Linked DNA regions of Homo sapiens: region 2 is linked to region 1. The links are chromatin loops, found by intact Hi-C in ENCODE. Cell type or tissue: PC-9. All regions are shown on one strand. Each heading gives the region's core, and the rest is flanking DNA. Links, peaks and the distances in the headings are about the cores only.

The links. A loop is a pair of places that touch in the nucleus more often than their neighbours do. Peaks named below come from ENCODE experiments on the same cell type or tissue, not always from the same donor. Only the 100,000 strongest peaks of a DNase experiment are listed, where the experiment ranks them.
Region 2: a loop joins it to region 1, with 2.5 times the contacts of the local background. A loop is called at or near these places in 2 of 110 quality-filtered maps.

What each region holds. Positions count from the first base shown.
Region 1 is chr17:72,386,861-72,391,114 of GRCh38, reverse strand. No RefSeq gene overlaps it. Among named protein-coding and RNA genes, the nearest start is that of LINC02003, 46 kb to the right of the region's middle. RefSeq lists enhancers at 3,458-3,957, 3,958-4,254. In PC-9, for the core only: a CTCF peak has its summit at 1,966; a DNase peak (open chromatin) is centred at 1,774; H3K27ac peaks cover 2,500 bases.
Region 2 is chr17:72,149,990-72,154,243 of GRCh38, reverse strand. No RefSeq gene overlaps it. Among named protein-coding and RNA genes, the nearest start is that of SOX9, 31 kb to the right of the region's middle. In PC-9, for the core only: no CTCF peak of the experiment used is centred there; DNase peaks (open chromatin) are centred at 1,703 and 2,483; H3K4me3 peaks cover 1,036 bases; H3K27ac peaks cover 1,971 bases.

The DNA of each region.
Region 1 (4,254 bases), core at 709-3,208:
GGTTTTATAAGCCTATGGCATTTCCCCTGCTGGCTCTCATTCTCTCTCCTGCCACCCTGTGAAGAGGTGCTTTCTGCCATGATTGTAAGTTTCCTGAGGCCTCCCCAGCCATATGGAACTGTGAGTCAATTAAACCTGTTTTCTTCATAAATTACCCAGTCTCGAGTATTTCTTCATAGCAGCATGAGAACAGACTAATACAGGTCCCATGGAATTCCAAATAGTGACACAGTTAAGAGTCAAATTGTAGGGTTAGGCAGGTCTGAGTTTAATTCTGACTCCTTTGCTCTTGCCCTTGTGATCTAAGTCTGTTTCTTCACTTATAAAGTGAAGACAATGAGAGCAACACCCACTGCCCCAGGTTGTGAGGCCCAGGGCTGTTCTTACTTCTCACTGGCATTCTGTACCTAGGTCAGAATCTGAAAGAACATTTGTTGAACTATTGAGTTGACTCAGTCAAGTGTTCCTCCCTCCTTCAGTAGACAAATCCTCCATTGAATAAAACCCCATCATGTTATAGCTCACTCCATGGAGGTTCCTGGCTAGCCTATCTGGATTGCGGTGGGCCTTGAAGGCTTTCTTGGCTGGCAATAATTGCTTTAATGACCGACGGCCTTAGTAGACATCTACAGGTTTCGGCCTCTGTTTTCGTGGTAAGAAGGCTCAGGGCCAGGCATGGTGGCTCACGCCTGTAATCCCAGTACTTTGGGAGGCTGAGGCAGGTGGATCGTCTGAGCTCAGGAGTTCAAGACCAGCCTGGGCAACATAACAAACCCCATCTCTACTAAAAAAATTACAAAAATTAGCCTGGCCTTGGTGGCACATGCCTGTAGTCCAAGCTACTTGGGAGGCTGAGGTGGGAGGATCGCTTGAGTCCGGGAGACTGGGGTTACAGTGAGCTGAGATTGTTCCATTGAACTCCAGCCTGGGCAACAGAGTGAGAGTCTGTCTCAAAAAAAAAAAAAAAAAAAAAAAAAGAAAAAAAGAAAAAAAGAGAAGGCTCTTGTATTTATTTCTGATTCTTATTGGAGTCGTTTAAGGAGGACCATTGAGAAGACCTCTCCCATAAAAGCCAAAATGCCAGCTCTTCTGTGCAATCCTGTGCGTATGGTCTTGCTCTCAGTGCAGTCCCAAGCAGAAACCCACTGGACTTGGAATTGGAAATCTGAGCTGAGTATTGGCTTTGTCCATGTGGTAGACAGAATAATGGTCCCCAAAGATACCCATGTCCTGCTCCCTGGAATCCATGAACATGTAATCAAGTTAAGTTTCTTGAGACAGGGAGATAATTCTTGGTTAAGCCCAGGGTAATTTCAACAGTCCCTTTAAGAGAGAGGCAGGAGAGTCAGAGATTTGTAGATGCTGTAGTCCTGGCTTTGAAGATGGTGGAAGGGGCCATGAGGCCAGGAATGCAGGTGGCCTTTAGAAAAAGCTGGAAAAGGCAGGGACACGGATCGTCCTCTAGAGCCTATGTAAGAGTACAGCCCTGCTGATGCCTTGATTTTGACTCACTGAGACCGATTTTGAAATTCTAATCTCCAGAATTGAAGATAATAGGTTTGTCCTGATTTAAGCTGCTAAGTTTATGGCCATTTGTTGCAGCAGTAAGAGGAAACTCATCCGGACCCAAACAGCTAGCCACTGTAGACTTTCTTTTCACCTCTCTGGTCTTCTGTTCTTCAGTGATACGAAGAGAGAGGATGAGGACAACTGCAAAGGGTACATTCTAGCTGAGTCATCGTACAATCAGGGCTGCGGTTTACATAATGCCCACAGGTGCCAGGCCAGATGGGGTGAGTGGGGGTTGAAATCCATCCCCAGGGGTTACGATACTAGACTTGTGGCCTCACACGGGGCTGCAGCTTCCAGGCAGATATGGTGTTTCCTGCTGTCTCTCCACTCCCCCTGCAGGAAGGCACCTCTACTCACCCATCCTGCACCCACAGAGCCATACATGCCAAAGGTGGGCATGGGGGCTCTGGCACATCCTTTCATTGTTTTCTCCCCGACTGCCAGGAGTGCAGAGCGGCCAGAGGCCCTGGAGGGGGAAAACAGGCTACAGTGAGAAGTGCCGCAGAATGACAAATTCTAGGCCTGCAGTACAGATGCTGAATTAGCCTCAAATTTTGCTTAGGCCAAGCCCTAAGTCATGGTAAGCCATCTCTCACTGAGAGGAGCTATGCCCCATATTATAAACCAGTGGTTCTCAAGTGGGGGTGATTTTGTCCCCCTACTCCCATCCAGCGGTTGTTTGCATGTCTGGAGACATTTTTGGTTGTCCCAGCTAGGGGCAAGTGTCCTACCGGCATCTGGTAGGTAAAGGACAGGGATGCCATTAAAAATCCTACAGTGGCCAGGTGTGGCGGCTCAGGCCTGTAATCCCACGACTTTGGGAGGCTGTGGCAGGTGGATCACTTGAGCCCAGGAGTTCAAAATCAGTCTGGGCAACGTGGCGAGACCCCATCTCCACGAAAAATACAAAAAAATTAGCCGGGTGTGGTGGCATGCACCTGTAGTCCCTGCTACTTGGGAGGTTGAGGTGGGAGGATGGCTTGAGCCTGGGAGGTTGAGGCTGCAGTGAACTCTGATCACACCACTGCACTCCAGCCTGGGTGACAGAGTGAGACCCTGTCTCAAAAAAAAAAAAAAAAAGCAACTTAGAATGCACAAGGCAAGCCCCCACAACTGTCTGGATCCAGCCTTCAAAGTTGGTAGTGCTAAGGTTGAGAAATTGTGTCTTAAACCTCTGCTGCAGCATTGAACCAAGTCCGAACCCTAATCCCCCCACCTTCTCCCCAACACTTTATTTACCAAAAGGTAAGGGGGGATCTGTTATTTTTTCCAAGTACGTTTCTCCCTGTATCTTATCAATAACCACCAAGTTCAGCACACCCTTGATTAGTCACTTCCATTAACAGTGTTTATTTTGGGGTTTGTGTTTATTTTTGAAACGTGGTCTCCTTTTTCCTCCTCACTTCCTTACACACTTAGGGGGATGGGGCCAGCTTTCTAGTATAATCTAGTTCACACTTTCCTTGCTCATCTATAAACTGACTAGGCCAACCCTTGAGAACATCTCTTCTCCTTCCTTTCCTTCATAGGAAGCTGTCCACAGCTCTGAAGCAGACCATTGTCATCTTCTTCCTTATGCTTTAAAATCCTTTTTAGGATTTTAAAATATCCTAAATAATATAGCAGCAACTCCGTTGACCAACTGACTCGTGACAAAGCAGCGACTTTATTCCTAGCTTTCCACGTTCCATGAAACAAAGACATTTCAGTGGTTCTCGCCACTGAACCAGAGACAAGGAGATTTTTGGACTTGTGGGTCTCCCTCTCCCACTTCTCTCCACCCCTCCCCTTCTCACTGCAGGAGTGAGAACTGCAGAGTCTCGGAACTACATTTAAGCGTTTCTGACTCATCAAATAACTGATCCCTGTTCCTCTCCACCCACCAAATGGTTCTTAGCTCTCCCTCCCTGGCCAGAGGAATTTAAAGGCTTATGGTTGAGTAACTGGGAGTTACAGAGAATCTCCGCGCATGTTTCAAAGATTTTCATCTTTCTTTCTTTTTTTTTTTTTTTTTTTTGAGACAGACTCTCACTCTGTCACCCAGGCTGGAGTGCAGTGGTGCGATCTCGGCTCAATGCAACCTCTGCCTCCCAGGCTCAAGTGATTCTCCTGCCTCAGCCCCCTGAGTAGCTGGGATTACGGATGCCGACCACCATGCCTGGCTAATTTTTGTATTTTTGGTAGAGACAGGGTTTCACCGTGTTGGCCAGGCTGGTCTCAAACTCCTGACCTCAAGTGATCCACCTGCCTCTGCCTTCCAAAGTGCTGGGATTACAGGCATGAGCCACCATGCTGGGCCAGATCTTCATCTTTGATTGGACACCATCCATCCCTCTGCCTCCTCTTTCCTGAATTCCAGTGACGGCAAACTCTCCCCTCACCTATGCTGTCCCTCTATGTGGCCCTGTGCATAGCAGTGGCCCAAGGATGCTCTGTGGCAGGCCAGTGGCATAGGAGGCCCAGGAGTCCCCCTCCCCCCATCCTCCTTCCTGGGCCATTTATTTGAGTACCACCAGGGAGTGGGTTACTTTGGGGTATTTATTTGTTTAAACATGGGTGGCTCCTGAAAGGAGGGTGTCGGGTTTCAAGGTTAGAGGCCCCATGCAAACAGAGAGTGGGTGGCCTGCAAAATAGTGAGCAAGGTTGGAAGTGAGGAGCCCATGTGTCTTTTCATGTTTGTAG
Region 2 (4,254 bases), core at 961-3,460, 240 kb after region 1:
AGCCATACCAGTCAAATTCCAAATGTTTGATAACTGCACATTGCCCTAGAGGCGATCATATTAACAATGATCATACAGAGCATTTCTGCCATCACAGAAAGTTCTGCCAGACAGTGCTGCTCTTGCACAAAAAAATGAAATCTCATTGGTGTTTCATGCCTGTTCCCGATACTAGTAAGATTGATCAGCTTTTCATAGAATGATTATAGGAAACTCTTAGGCACACCTGCTATGTAACAAGCATTAATCTAAGTGCATGATGCAGGTAATCCACTTAATATATTGATTGACCTGTTGTTTGAATGCAGACAAGAAGGCTCAAGAAGTGAAAGGGAGTTTGAAGGTGCCCCGGAGAGAGGACTAACTGAGCCCGCAGGTCCCTGGGGAGGATTTGGAGCAATTGGTCTTTGATAGCAGAAGGGACTTGTTTTCCCCTGAAGCATCAGGGAAGGAGGAGGAGAAGATGACTAAAGTGGGGCTGCATCTGTAGGTTTAGTGGGGATGGCTTCCATCTTCTCTGTGAAATATAAGGCATGATCATCACCCGGAAGGGAAGGAACAGGGGACATTTCCAATGGGAGGGTCAAGGAAAGCAGAGGTAAACCATAACCACTCACTCATGACAGCAATGTAGTTATAGATCTGATTTTCTTTCAGCAACTATGCTGGCATTAAACTTACAGCAAGGTGTGCCCTCTGAGACTGAGTTTTCTCAGTGTGGAATGCTTAGCTTCTGAGAAGCTTAGATGAAAGCTCCTACGTAATGGCTGGGGGTGCTGCCCAACATTCAGTAGAGCCCCAGGAAGTTTCTGTTGAATGAATGAATGAAGTAGCTGTGTTTTTCTCCCCCCTTTTCCACTTTCTGCTCCCACCTCCAAGCAAATTAGTGTATGCGTCCTTTCAAATTTGGTCAAATACCTAAAACAATGTGAGCAAATCCTGGTAGAGTGAGCTTCAGCAAGTGCATGTCCTCTAACCAAAATTAAGAAACGTGCCACCAACATGGCACATGTATACATATGTAACAAACCTGCACATTGTGCACATGTACCCTAAAACTTAAAGTATAATAATAATAAAAAAAAAAAAAAAGAAAAGAAACGTGCCACCTAGCTCCCCAGGCAAGTAACCCTGTCCAGCCCAGCCCAAGGTCCCTGAGGGGGTCTGTCCTTTCTTTAGCTCTTAGCTAGTCCACAGCCATCCAGGCCGTTTCCTCTTTGTCTTGGCTTGGAGTTGAATGGACGTAGCCCTCCCTTCGGTTGGAGGTGTAAGCTGCAGTAATGTTGCCTTCCTGAGGTCTCTTCAGCCTCTGACCCCTGACAAGCAGGTAGAATGAACTTCTTTAGAGAATTATATGCACCTTGGAATCTTCATAATGAGTTCCCGACTAACCAATCAGAAAAGAAAATGCAGCTTGGGAAGTGAGGGTGAAGGGAATGGGAATGTCTCCTCAAGGATTTTCTCCCTGGGCCTAAAGTATTTACATTCAGATTTGCATATAATTTGCATATAATTTGTCTGGCTACAAAGCCTTTCTGTTGTTCAGATAATGTGTAAGCTGCAGTTTATTTCTACTGTGTCCTTCTCTGCCCCTGTCTTTCCTTACCTCATCTACTCAAATGTGTGGTAGAAATGTCAGGACTGTCAGGGACCAGTTTGGTGTTTGGGACAAGGGTAGGCTCTGGGTCACATTCTTTCTGTGTTAGCAATGCTGCATGATATTATGCATTTTATTGTTGCAAAACATTTTGGACAGCAAAAGAAACCAGAACGGGGCTGCCTGGAGTAGGGTTGGAAGCAATAAGTAGAGGAGTGAACTTGGCTCAATTAGAAAGGGGAGTAAGTCAGATAAACCAAAAAAAAAGGTGAAGTCTGGGAAAATTAATTAATAACCCTTGCTAACATTTTATTTAAAATGCTTACAGCATACCAGACATCGTTTTCAGCACTTTCAATGTATTATGTGTTTAATCATCATAACAGCCTTGGGAGGTGTGTAACAATTGTTACCTCCTTTTTATAGATGAGTAAACTGAAGCACACAGTGTAAGTAACTTGTCTAAGATTGTGCAGCTAGAAAATAGACAATCAGGATTTGAACTCGATCTTCAGAACCTGGAACTGTGCTTTAAACTAGTCTAGTGTGCTGTGTACAGAACAAGAAGGCATAGTTACAGAAGTGAGAGCGAGTGCCAGCTCTTAACTTTAGGCTGCAGGGATCAGATGCTCAGGCCAGTAAAGGGTTAGGGACAAAGTATCTGGATATCCATGGGGTGGAGAGGTGAAAAGAGGGTTTAGAGGCTGCGCCTACAGCACGAATGAGCTGTAGCTCTGCCGTCACCTCCTTCTGGCTTGGTCTGAAGCCACCCTTGTTTGCTCTTTCTCTTGGCTCTTGGGTTAGAGTTGACAGAGGACTCGCTTCAGGGTAAAAACTGGCCTCAGCCGGTGGCAGTGGCCTGGTGGCTGAACTTAAGCCTGCTGATGTGGATAAGCAGGAATACTTGGTCAGTGGCCAGGACTAAGAGGTCGGCAGGACAAACAATGGCAAGGATGAGTCACTGCTTTATAGTCAAACACAGAGGATCTGTCTTATCAGGGCCCGAGTGACCCACAGGAGAATGCTGCTTGCCGGAGAGAAGAGATGCTGCTTGGAATCTTTCCACAATGGGAAAAGGGAACAGAGGAGTCGCTGCTCCGTGGAAGCCTGGAAATTACTTGGTTTCTCTGTTTAGTCAAACTCTTCGTTTTCAGCATTGATCTGAAATGTAACTTTTCCCCTGGTTTTGATTCATTTTTAAAAAACATTGTATTTTGTTTATGGCGATGATGTTGACTGTTCCGGGATGAAAAGGAGCCAACAGCAGCTGGGAAGTGAAGGGGGATGTAGCTGAGAACAAACCTTGCAGGAGTGAAGGGGAGAAAAATAATTATGAAAGATGGCGTAGAGGCCGGTTAGTATTGGCTGAGACAGTGTGAGAAACTTCCTTGTGCTGGGGCAGTGTTGTCGAGGAGAGAGTGTTGTCATCTGAATTAATTTGCATGACAATAGGCTGAACCCTTATTATGCATAGGGATGCTAATGGGCACCAGCCACAGTGCATTTCCATGGGAAAAGCCTCTTCCTTTGAGGAGACAACCTCTTCCTCCTCCCCTTCCCCACCTCCCCTCCCCCTTCCTCCTCTCCCGACCTCTCCTCCTCCCCTCCTCTCTGTTCTCCCCTCCTCCCCTCCTCCTTTTCCATTTTTCTTCCCTCTTTTCCCTCTTCTCCCCCTCCTCCTTCTCACAGTGGAAGCCCCAGCCCCTCTCCTAGTGGAATATACCCTTGGGGTGGCCACTCTTAATGGGAAGGAGAAGGTTCTATGAGGTGGAAGGAATGAATGCTTTCCAAAACCTCTCCAGACCTCTTACGAAATGACCAAGGAGGAGGTGTGAGTGCGTGTAGTATAATCGAAAACAAATGGATCCCAAATATTGCCAACCTAGTTGTCATTGGAGATGTTGGGGGAGAAGCCACCGTGTGGGAGCAGGTGGGGCAGAAGATACCGAGGTTTAGGGTGAGAGTAGGGCCCAGGAAAAAGGGCAGAGACAGCCTTTATTCAAGGACTTTGAAAATGTGTTCGGTGCAAGCCGTTCTCTTGTAGTGTTTCCATTGCACGCCCTTGAAGAAAGACTTAAAACTTGGCACAGTGGGGCTGCTCTATCTCACTTCCAACACCACCACACTTGGGGAGGCCGGAGAATTCAAGGGCAGAGTCTGGATCCAGATTATCTGGGTTCAAATCCCATCTCTGCTGTTTACCAACTATCTGATACTGACTTTTTGACTTAACTTTTTGTTGCCCTAGTTTCTCCACAGGTAAAATTGAGATATTAGTGCCTTTTCCCCATCAGGCTGTTGTTTGGTTGAGACAAGGCATGCGAAGTGCCTAGAACATACCTGGCATGTTGTAGATACTCAAGGAATGTTAGCTATTACCATCTTCCTTTCTTCTCTAGATAGTTCTCCTTCCACTCCGTTGTCTCTTGTTCCTTTAGAAGATCTCTTCAAGTGTTAGGTGACTGATGGCTCTGACTAATCCCCCAAAGCCCTACATGCCTCTATCCCTGTTCCCCCTGCCCCCACCCCCCACCCCCCCATACAACCACCCTGCTGGTGGCAAAAGAAGTGAAGACCAGGCTTCGTGGGACTGGACCGCTCATGATCACATTGTGTCCTTGGGAAGGGTCTGTCCCTGCTTTGTCACACGGGAAGAT